Regions from separate parts of the Homo sapiens genome. Here all the other regions are linked to region 2. Evidence: chromatin contacts called from ENCODE Hi-C or POLR2A ChIA-PET data. All regions are on one chromosome and are shown on one strand. The core of a region is the stretch at or near the end of the contact, and the rest is flanking DNA. Distances in the headings are between cores, read along the strand shown.

Region 1 (3,744 bases), core at 1,086-3,585, 200 kb after region 2:
TAAATAGAAAATAGCTTTTGTTTCCTACTAGGAGATCACAATTCCACCTGCACTGTCTTTTCCACCTTCCCATGGAGAGGCTCCCATGCATCAGCTATTTACTATTTCAGTTTTTTAATGGAGTTCTTACTTGCCTTGGGCTAGAGACTGAGCTAGAACTGGGAATACAAAAGATAAGACAAGGTACCGGCCTGTGAAGCATACCATCTAGCAAGAGAAATGGCTCCTTGGAGAATGGCAGCACAGAGGAGAGTTAACCCCCACTGAGAGTTTGAAAAGGGCTTCAAAGAATAAAAAGGAAGAAAAAGGAAACTATGGCTTATTGGGATAAAAAATTAAATGGCTTATTCACCTATTTTGCCAAGTACAAAGCTAGTTGCTTTATGTACATAAATGTATTTATCCTATGAAAATGCTTAATAGGAGGCCAGTAGGCTGCAGAAACTCCAGCACCCTGGGTCTCTTCCTAAGCAAACCAAAACCCAACTCAATGTAAACAGTGAAACAAAGCTTAAGCTTATCCTATCAGAAATCACCAAGTAGCTTCTAACTAGGGACTTTACCAATCAGAAACCACCAACTAATCTCTAACTAGGGACTTTCCATTTTAACCAATCAAATGCTTCCTCTGTCTTTCTTTCACAAACACCGTATAAAAGTATCCCCTTCGCACCCCTTCAGTGGAGTGCCAAACCACTTGTGGTCTAATGCTGCCCAGGTCATGAAATGCTGAATGCTCAAACTCATTAGAATGTTAATATGCCTAAGTTCATTTTTTAACAATCCTTACATTAATCTTAAGAGGTAGATATTGTTTTCCACAATATAAAGCTAAGCAAAGTTGGGCATGAAGAGAGTAATACATTCCCTTGTGTCCACAGAGTTAGCACATGATGGGGCAGTGATCAGGCCAAGGTGTATTGGATTCTATAGCATTCCCTCTTCGAGATGTGAAATTTTACCTGGACCCTAAACAATCACAAAGATGTCTCCCATTAGTGAAGGGGAAGTTTCTCCGAGTAGAAGGAGCTAAAAGAACAAAATCAGAGAGTTTGGATTACACTAGTGGTCACAACGTAAAGGCAGACACAGGCAGTCTCAGGACATAAGGTTGGAAGACAGGTAACTCCAAATGTTCTAGATGCTCTTCTGGGCTGCTGTGCTCTAGGGACTGAGGAGCTATGGAAATGGGAGCAACTTGACTTGATTTTTGCCCTTTAAAGCTGCTTCTTTAACAACAGTGTAAAGCAGTGGTCCCCAACATTTTCGACATCAGGGACAGGTTTGTGGAAGACAATTTTTCCACAGACCGGATTGGAGGGATGAATGAAGTGTATTACATTTATTGTCCACTTTATTTCTATTATTATTACCTTGTAATATATAATGAAATAATTTTACAACTCATCATAATGTATAATCAGTGGGAGCCCTGAGCCTGTTTTTCTGCACTACAAGGTCCCATCTAGGGGTGATGGGAGACAGTGACAGATCCTCAGTCATTACAGTCTCATAAGGAGCACACAACCTAGATCCCTTGCATGCACAGTTCACAATAGGGTTCATGCTTCTATTAGAATCCAATGCCAACACTGATCTCACAGGAGGTGGAGCTCAGGTGGTAATGCCAGTGATGAGGAGCAGCTGTAAATACAGATGAAATTTTGCTTGATTGCCTGTCTCTCACCTGCTACTGTGAGGCCTGGTTCCTAACAGGCCATAGACTGATACTGGTCCATGGCCCAGGGATTGGAGACCCCTGGTGGAAAGGATGAATTAGAAAAGAGTGAGATTGTGTTCATTCATTTACTCATTTGCAGGCACTCATGAAATGATACTGGGGAAAGGAGACCAGTGAAAAAATGACAGCAGTAGCCCAGAAGAGAGATGATGAGGACATGAGCCAAGCTCTTGCTTCCCTGTCTTTGACATTTCAGTACATGGAGAAGACCTAGGAAAGCCCATAGGGCATATGCTTGGAATTCTGAGAGCTATCGGGAGGTCTAAAGTAACCCCTGAGCCAAGATCTTTGGGGCTACATAATAGAAATGAATTTAAACTAGACCTGAAGGTTTGTACCTTTTTACAAGAATGCTTCAGAAACAGACCTGGTCCTCAAAGCTTCAAGGCCCAATGGGGATTCTTATCTCCTTTGGGAAGGAACTAGGGAGTCTTGATTCAAATGTCTCCGGACCCTCCCGAATATATATCCTCTTAACAGAAGAAAGAGCTGTTCTCGCTTAACCAGGCCTCTAATGCTAGTTAGAAAAAGAACAGGGTTCTAAGACATCAACTGCTTGCCTGAAAGGGGAAGAGAATCAGCTGACTCATATACTGGTCCTTTTAGGCTGCATGGTTTGAGTCATGATGCTCAGGAGAGTTTCCAGCACAGCAGACCTCAGGGAAGGCAGGGCTTAAATCCAGGTAGCCCACTGTGGAGTCAGGAAAGCTGTAGGGACAAACTGGAAGTTGATGGCAGAGAGGTGTTTTCACTGAGGTGCAGATCAACACAGCACCATCCTACAGCCCCATGGAGTCCAAAGGGAGGCCAAGAGGATGTGGAAAGAGTGAGATGGTACACCCACTTCCTAGAGTTGCACTGACTTTTAGAGTTGCACTGACTCTAAAAGTGATCAGAAAATGGAAATGATGGTGTTTCCTGTTCAGTTTGAGACCCAAGTAACTGGCCTCATCTTCACCTCTATCAAAGAACTCACTTCTCAACTTGACTCTCAACCAGTACCTATTCTTCCTCCCATTACTTAGACGGGCGACAAGGTTAATGCACAGCTCACTAAGAGTTAGATAACCTAGAAGAGTCAGAAGAGTTCTGGTTCCTTCTCTGCCACTTACTAGATCTCTGGCTTAGCCTCATTTGCTTTGTCTTTTTATTACAAAAACAAAGAAACTATAAAATGATGGGTTTAGAAGAACAGACTTCCCTTTAAGGTCTCTTCCAGTTATAACAATCTCTTATTTGATTCATTCTCCAAGCCTCCCACTCCTTACTGCACTTATTTTAATCTTTTTTTTTCTCCTTTCTCTGTGTTTTCTTGCTTATGAAATGAGTGTGTGTGAGTAATGTTCATATGCTGATGAACACAGTTGGGTCTTTGTCGTCCGTGATAATGAGAAATGGATCATGTGGATAACCCCAAACTGAAAACACTGTTCAAGTATGTGACGGAGGAACATTCCAGTCTGACTAACAATCTAATGTTTAGTTAGGGCTGCACTCACTGAGTATCCATTATCTAGTTAGCAGGATGGGCAGAGAGAAGTTAACTGGGTTAACTGGGTTAGTTTGTGAAAAATAGGGACTGATGCTGCGATGTGCACATTGGCCGAGTCTCCTCCACTAAGCAATGGCTTGTTTTGTAAATTAGACTTGCTTGGTTTGTGCGATTAATACTACAATGGCCAGTGTTTAGGACATGCCCAGGGACAGGAGTGGAGGCTGCAGTAAGAAAAGAAAAGATAATTGCTAGAGATTTTAGGAGACTGAGGGACTCAGAACCAAGAAGGGTCACAGTACCTTGGGTCAAGAGTGGCTCAGCCAGCAGTGACGAGGGCATGGCCCCTCCTCTGGGCTCTGCTGTCACCTTGATTCACCCTACAGGTGGCTCTGCACTAAGGAAACCCCCTTGGACATTTACCAGATGGAATTAGACCTCACAGATAGGGGAGCCACTGTGTGCCCATATGCACCTCTGATTCTGCAGCCTGGCCAGGCCAGCTTTTCTG
Region 2 (3,410 bases), core at 531-3,030:
TTGTTTTCAGACTGCTTCATGGTCATGGAACTTTGATCATAACACTAGTAAATGTGTTCCTTTCGCCCTGGCAAGGCAGGCTTACATATGAAATGATAGCATAACCTCACATCCTAGTGCAGGGGAGAACTTCAATCACTGTACTGCCATCTTCACCAGCACAAGGAAACACCTATAAGTCTTTTTTTTTTTTTCTATTCTTACACATTCTTCTTACTCAGGAGTCAGCAAACTATGGTCTTTAAACCAAATCCAGCCTGCACTCTGCTTTCATAAATAAAATTTTATTGGAACACAACTATGCTCACTTTTTAAAAATGTCTTACTTCTGGCTGTCTTCATGCTACAATGGCAGAGATGAATAGTCATAACAGGGAACAAATGGTCTAAGAAGCCTAGAATATTTACTATCTGACTCTTTACAGAAAAAGATCACCAACTCATGCTCTAACTTACTTTATTTTCTATTTCCATTGCTTGGACTGTTGTGATTTCCAGATTTGAGATTTCTTATGTGATCATCTAATATTTCATAATTCTTCAGTGACACCCATTGTCTCCAGTACAAATCCCAAATGAATTCGGCATACAAGGCCTTTCATAACTTGGTTCCTATCTAGATTTCTATCCTCTTCTCCATCAACCACACACATTTTCCATCAACCACACACATACCCTTGTGATAGAACCACAATAAGTTTGTCCTTCACGTGTAAATAGCCCAGGCTCTTGTATCTTCTGGTATGTTATAGGTTATGTTCTCTGCCTGGAGTCCACTTTCTTCATGCTAGGCAATAAGCCACTCTTTCTCTAAGAGCTAACCTATCATCTAGCCTTCATAATTCATCACTTTTCTTCTCCACTGTGTTTTAATAATTTGTTTTCACATCTGCCTATCCTATAAAACTGTGTTATTTCTTGAAGGCGGGGAACTCTGTCAATTGATTTTTATATTCAGTGTGTCCGACACATATTTTGGTGCATGGTAGATACTCAGTAGATGTTTATTTGACAAATGAATGGGCCAATAGAGAAATGCATGCCATGCGTATATTGGTGCTTCCATTAGTAAAGCACATGCTCTCCTTGGGATGAACCTCCCTATCTCCCACTCCCATTAACATTATCTGACAAGAGTCCGTTTTATGTGGGACAAACATGGGCTTAGCAATGAACATGAAATTGATGAACATGCTCTGTCTGCAAGTCTGCTGCTCACTAGCCCAGGCATCACTGGCTGAGGCACGTAACTTCTGCCCACTGGCCTGATCCATGAAGGTGGCAGAACAATTTATTTTTCCTGAAAGACTGTGAGCATTAGTCCCTATATCAGAAGAAGGTATAGAAATAAGGGAGACTATATTGGAATGTCTAAGGGAAAAGCCATGCCTAGGGCTGCCTGGACGTCAGAGACAGGTGAGAGTGCACATGTGTACACTTGGTAAGGCCAAGGCAGCTCTGCTGACAGGAAGGTTACCTCTGAGCCACGTGACTCAAGCTGCACAGAGCAGAGTCAGCCTTTGGAGAAGGTCAATGTGGTGAGGAGGGAGGGAGACTAGGACTTGGAGGTTTCTTTGGGCTCAGTCATTGGCTCAGTATTCAGCAGCAATTTTAGCCCAAACCTCAAGTCATAGACCAAGCAGAAAGAGCCTGGATTTTCTAGGACTAAATCATGGGTAAGGAGGAAGATAAGACAAGAAAAATGCATGGGGAAAGAGGGAGAAATAAGAAGAGATCAAAGCAGTCAGGGTGAAGAAATAAAAATAAAAGCAAGGGGGTGAGATCACATGAGCAGAGGTGGTAGACTGTGACCACTTGTCATTCATAAGGTCTCAGGCATTTCCTGGGCAGCTTCTCTCCACTTCAAGCCTGTATCAGTTCCTCTACCGATCAAGCCGGCATTTTCTGCCTTTCCCACCTCTGTGCTCTCTCCCTCTTCTCTTTTTCCTTTCATCTCTTCCTCTCTAGTTCTCTATCCCTCCTCCTGCCTGCCTTAGCCTCTATTCTCCTCCTTTTTTCCTCTCTCTCACTACTCTTCTTGCCCTATTTCCAAAGCCTCCTTTCCAGTGTTAACTTGATCCAGAAAGGATCTTGCCTCTTGGGGAGAGAGCTCAAAAGCAGTGAAAAGAGGCTGCTTTCTATTGGAATTGTCATGGAACCATGTCTGAAAGTACCAGGCTGGAGCACTGGCTCTATCCTGCCCCTGAGAAAAGTGACTGAACTTTCCTTTACACATACACACACACACACACACACACACATACACACCCCCCAACAACATGCCTACCAATTCAAACGCTCTCCTACACAGGAGACTGTAGTCTCCTGGCTCAAGGGAACAATGCCATTGTTCAGAATGTTTAACCTGATTCCTTTGTGGGGAGTTCCAAACTATCATAACCAAATTCTGATGTCATGCTGGTGGCAGGGAAATAACCCATCTGCTCTGGGCTAACCACGTTACATCAAGTTTTAATTACATGCAATTATATTGGTGGAGAGAGAAGAGGATGACTTGAATTGAGGCCCTGTCAGTAATCACAGGCTAGGCTAAAGGGACTTTTGCTGGGGAAGTTAATGGGTGCCCTTACACAGATGATACAAATACATGCTCTACAAAATGAATCAGTTGCCAAGTTCTGTTGGTTCATCCTGAGTGATGTCTGGGATTCTCCATCCCTCTGTTTCCTTTCCATTTCACCCTAGTGCCCCAGTTCAGCTCCTGTTGCTGTAATCCCAGACTATTAGCGTAGTCTTCCAAATACTTTCCACCCCTCCTGGAGCTTCCCTTTTCAACCCAAATTGCCTGCTAAGGGTAAATTGATTGTTGTAAAGAAAAATCTCATCATATAAGCTTTCCACTCACCTATAGAAAACAGCTCATTCTCTTGCCACATTTGTGGCTCCTAGCACATCTCCCACTATCCTCGTATATGGATCCTAGATTCTGGCCATGGTGGACCTTGAATATTCTCTAAACATGTCTCATGTTAATTATCATTGAAACTTTAAAAAAATTCAGCTGCAATATCTGATACTCCTGTTTACCTAATCTTCCAGACCCACTCATCTATGGTCTGGACTCTGAAGCCTCTTTATGATTAATGGTTCAGAAATGATGTCTCCCTCCCCTGAATCTTTAGAGCATTCAGATAGGTTTTATCCCTGTAAAGTGGCCCAATGAGGACACAATGGTCTGTACTAATAGCTCATTGAAGGCAGAGTTAGTTTATATTTAATCCATCTTTTATCTCCCACAGTGTCTTACACAGAGTAAAAACTGAATAAATAAATGATTTTTATCTATTGAACAAGTTTAAATACAATGGGGCTTGTAAGTTGAAATGGATGTCAAGGAAATAAAACACAAGGACAGAAAAAAATGTACAAATTACATATACAACCAATCT
Region 3 (3,733 bases), core at 601-3,100, 170 kb after region 2:
ATCAAATTGCCATCATTAAACCAAAAACAAAATTCTAAGTCCCTCAACCAACTGAATGGACCCCCTTCTCTCAGCCAAGGGCCTTCTAAAACACTAAACCTGAAACACTAGTTCAGGCCATGATGGGAATAGGTGGTCAGGCATGTCACATTACACTTTCCTCCCTGTGGAATTCAGGCACATCTGACCAGTATTTACATTCAAACAGCAACTTTAAGATTGACAAAACAGACTCTTTGTAGCAGTAAGATATCAACATGACAGATGGCAGGCCCTGAAATAAATAGAAGTATTTTACCCCAAAATATATTTCTTTGACATATTTTGAAATGACCCTGCAAAGTTGTTTCTTGTGGGAAAAATCCACATTCTATAGAGAATCCCCTTCCCTTTCCAGGTCTTTTTCCTGATCCAGGAGAGAATTAAGAGTCTGGCACCTTTTTAAGTCTTATAAGAAACATTTACTATTATCTCTGAAGCCTGCTACCTAGAGGTTTCATCTGCATAATAAAAACCTTGGTCTCCTCAACCCCTTATCTTAACTCAGTCACTCCCTTCTATTGATTCCAGGCCTTTTGATAAACTCAACCAATTGCCAATCAGAAAATCTTTGAATCCACCTAAGACCTGGAAGTCCCCCCACACCTTTGATTTGTCCACCTTTCCAGACACAACCCATGTCATCTTAAAAGTAGTGATCGACATCTAATGTATATTAATTAATAAATTAGATCGACATCTAATGTATTGTGTCTCCCTAAAATGTATAAAACCAAGCTGTAGCCTGACTACCTTTGGCACAGGTTCTCAAGATCTCTTACGGCTCTTTCATGGGCCATGGAAACTCATATTTGGCTCAGAATAAAACTCTTGAAATATTTTACAGAGTTTGACTCATTTTGTCAACACCATGATTTGAGCAGGCAGCTCAAAGGGTAAATCCAATGAGGAAATAAGGATAAAATAATGTGTTCTGAGCACCTATTCTTTGTCAGGCTCTTTGCCTGTGTTATCTTTTAAAATCTGCACAACACTGAGAAATAGGCAATATTCCTATTGGGGCACAGAAAACAAAACCCCAACAGTTCAGGAACACAGAGGAAACGTCTTCATATTTTACACAAGTGAAGGAGATATCACAAGCATGAATGCCCTGAAAATGTTCCCCCAGTTTTCTGTTTAGTTCTGTTACTTTCAGGGTAACAATATTATTAATCATCTCTACCACTAATTGAGTGTTAGCCACATGCACCTAGCACTGTGCTAAGCGCTTTATATGCACCATTTCATTGAATGCTTGTAATTACAATGTGAATTATTATTATTATTTATTATTAACCTTATTTTACAATGAGACAACTTATTGTCAGGCCTCTGAGCCCAAGCCAAGCCATCGCATCCCCTGTGACTTGTGCCCAGATGGCCTGAAGTAACTGAAGAATCACAAAAGAAGTGAAAGACCCTGCCCGACCTTAACTGATGACATTCCACCATTGTGATTTGTTCCTGCCCCACCTTAACTGAGTGATTAACGCTGTGAATTTCCTTCTCCTGGCTCAGAAGCTCCCCCACTGAGCAGCTTGTGCCCCCACTCCCCCGCCCCTGCCCACCAGAGAACAAACCCCCTTTGACTGTAATTTTCCATTACCTTCCCAAATCCTATAAAACGGCCCCACCCCTATCTCCCTTCATTGACTCTCTTTTCGGACTCAGCCCACCTGCACCCAGGTGAAATAAACAGCCATGTTGCTCACACAAAGCCTGTTTGGTGGTCTCTTCACACAGATGTGCATGAAATTTGGTGTGGTGACTCGGATCGGGGGACCTGCCTCAGGAAATCAATCCCCTGTCCTCCTGCTCTTTGCTCCGTGAGAAAGATCCACCTACGACCTCAGGTCCTCAGACCGACTAGCCCAAGAAACATCTCACCAATTTCAAATCTGGTAAGCGGCCTCTTTTTACTCTCTTCTCCAACTTCCCTCACTATCCCTCAACCTCTTTCTCCTTTCAATCTTGGTGCCACACTTCAATCTCTCCCTTCTGTTAATTTCAATTCCTTTCATTTTCTGGTAGAGACAAAGGAGACACGTTTTATCCGTGGACCCAAAACTCCGGAGCCGGTCACGGACTGGGAAGGCAGCCTTCCCTTAGTGTTTAATCATTGCAGGGACACCTCTCTGATTGTTCACCAACGTTTCAAAGGTGTCAGACCATGCAGGGACGCCTGCCTTAGTCCTTCACCCTTAGCGGCAAGTCCCGCTTTTCTGGGGGAAGGGCAAGTACCCCAACCCCTTCTCTCCATGTCTCTACCCCTTCTCTGATTTTCTGGGGCAGGGGCAAGAACCCCTCAACCCCTTCTCCTTCACCCTTAGCAGCAAGTCCCGCTTTTCTGGGGGAGGGGCAAGTACCCGTCAACCCCTTCTCCTTCACCCTTAGCGGTAAGTCCCACTTTTCTAAGGGGCAAGAACGCCCAATCCCTTCTTTCCACACGCCGACCTCTTATCTCTGTGCCCCAATCCCTTATTTCTGCACCCTGACCTCTTATCTCTGTGTCCCAATCCCTTATTTCCGTGCCCCAACCCTTTCTCTGCTTTTCTGGAGAGCAAGAACCCCCCACCCCTTCTCTGTGTCTCTACTCTTTTCTCTGGGCTTGCCTCCTTCACTATGGGCAACCTTCCACCTTCCATTCCTCCTTCTTCTCCCTTAGCCTGTATTCTTAAGAACTTAAAACCTCTTCAACTCTCACCTGACCTAAAATCTAAGCATCTTATTTTCTTCCGCAATGCCACTTGACCCCAGTACAAACTTGACAGTAGTTACAAATAGCCAGAAAATGGCGCTTTCAATTTTTCCATCCTACAAGGTCTAAATAATTCTTGTCGTAAAATGGGCAAATGGTCTGAGGTGCCTTATGTCCAGGCATTCTTTAACACATCAGTCCCTTCCTAGTCTCTGTGCCCAGTGCAACTCGTCCCAAATCTTCCTTCTTTCCCTCCCGCCTGTCCCCTCAGTGCCAACCCCAAGCGTCGCTGAGTCTTTCTAATCTTCCTTTTCTACAGACCCATCTGACCTCTCCCCTCCTCGCCAGGCCGAACTAGGTCCTAATTCTTCCTCAGCCTCCGCTCTTCCACCCTATAATCTTTTTATCACCTCCCCTCCTCACACCTGCTCCGGCTTACAGTTTCATTCAGTGACTACCCCTCCCCCACCTGCCTAGCAATTTACTCTTAAAAAGGTGGCTGGAGCCAAAGGCATAGTCAAGGTTAATGCACCTTTTTCTTTATCCCAAATCAGAAGCATTTAGGCTCTTTTTCATCAAATATAAAAACCGAGCCCAGTTCATGGCTCATTCGGCAGCAACCCTGAGATGCTTTACAGCCCTAGACCCTAAAAGGTCAAAAGGCCGTCTTATTCTCAATATACATTTTATTACCCAATCTGCTCCTGACATTAAATAAAACTCCAAAAATTGGAATCTGGCCCTCAAACCCCACAACAGGACTTAATTAACCTCACTTTCAAGGTGTACAATAACAGAAAAAAGTTGCAATTCCTTGCCTCCACTGTGAGACAAACCCCAGCCACATCTCCAGCACACAAGAACTTCCAAACACCTAAACCGCAGTGGCCAGGGGTTCCTCCAAAACCTCCTCCCCCAGGAGTTTGCTACAAGTGCCAGAAATCTGACCACCAGGCCAAGGAATGCCTGGAGCCCAGGATTCTTCCTAAGCCG

What was found. A loop is a pair of places that touch in the nucleus more often than their neighbours do. ChIA-PET counts read pairs that join two places held with the same protein, here RNA polymerase II (POLR2A). Pooled maps may share reads with other maps.
Region 1: a map with no recorded cell type shows a loop between it and region 2 (14-fold over the local background). The contact joins two enhancer-like sites. A Hi-C loop is called at or near these places in 5 of 37 single-sample maps with no recorded cell type and 8 of 50 pooled maps. POLR2A ChIA-PET finds 5 or more read pairs at or near these places in 2 of 52 experiments (activated B cell and activated T-cell).
Region 3: a loop to region 2 is called in a map with no recorded cell type, with 2.2 times the contacts of the local background. The contact joins the promoter of LINC02474 here to the enhancer-like site in region 2. A Hi-C loop is called at or near these places in 1 of 37 single-sample maps with no recorded cell type and 6 of 50 pooled maps. POLR2A ChIA-PET finds 5 or more read pairs at or near these places in 1 of 52 experiments (WTC11).

Annotation. Positions count from the first base shown.
Region 1 is chr1:221,992,001-221,995,744 of GRCh38, forward strand. No RefSeq gene overlaps it. Among named protein-coding and RNA genes, the nearest start is that of LINC02257, 15 kb to the left of the region's middle. RefSeq lists an enhancer at 439-488. Within about 2 kb of position 2,336, at least 3 of the 41 ENCODE cell types and tissues checked have a DNase peak (open chromatin) inside an H3K27ac peak, as active enhancers do.
Region 2 is chr1:221,792,016-221,795,425 of GRCh38, forward strand. No RefSeq gene overlaps it. Among named protein-coding and RNA genes, the nearest start is that of LINC01655, 47 kb to the right of the region's middle. Within about 2 kb of position 1,781, at least 3 of the 41 ENCODE cell types and tissues checked have a DNase peak (open chromatin) inside an H3K27ac peak, as active enhancers do.
Region 3 is chr1:221,964,560-221,968,292 of GRCh38, forward strand. It overlaps LINC02474 (long intergenic non-protein coding RNA 2474), which reads left to right and starts at 1,851. Exons shown (of 3, transcript NR_149071.1): 1 at 1,851-1,943. All of the region lies in intron 1 of LINC02257 (long intergenic non-protein coding RNA 2257), which reads right to left. RefSeq lists an enhancer at 925-1,537.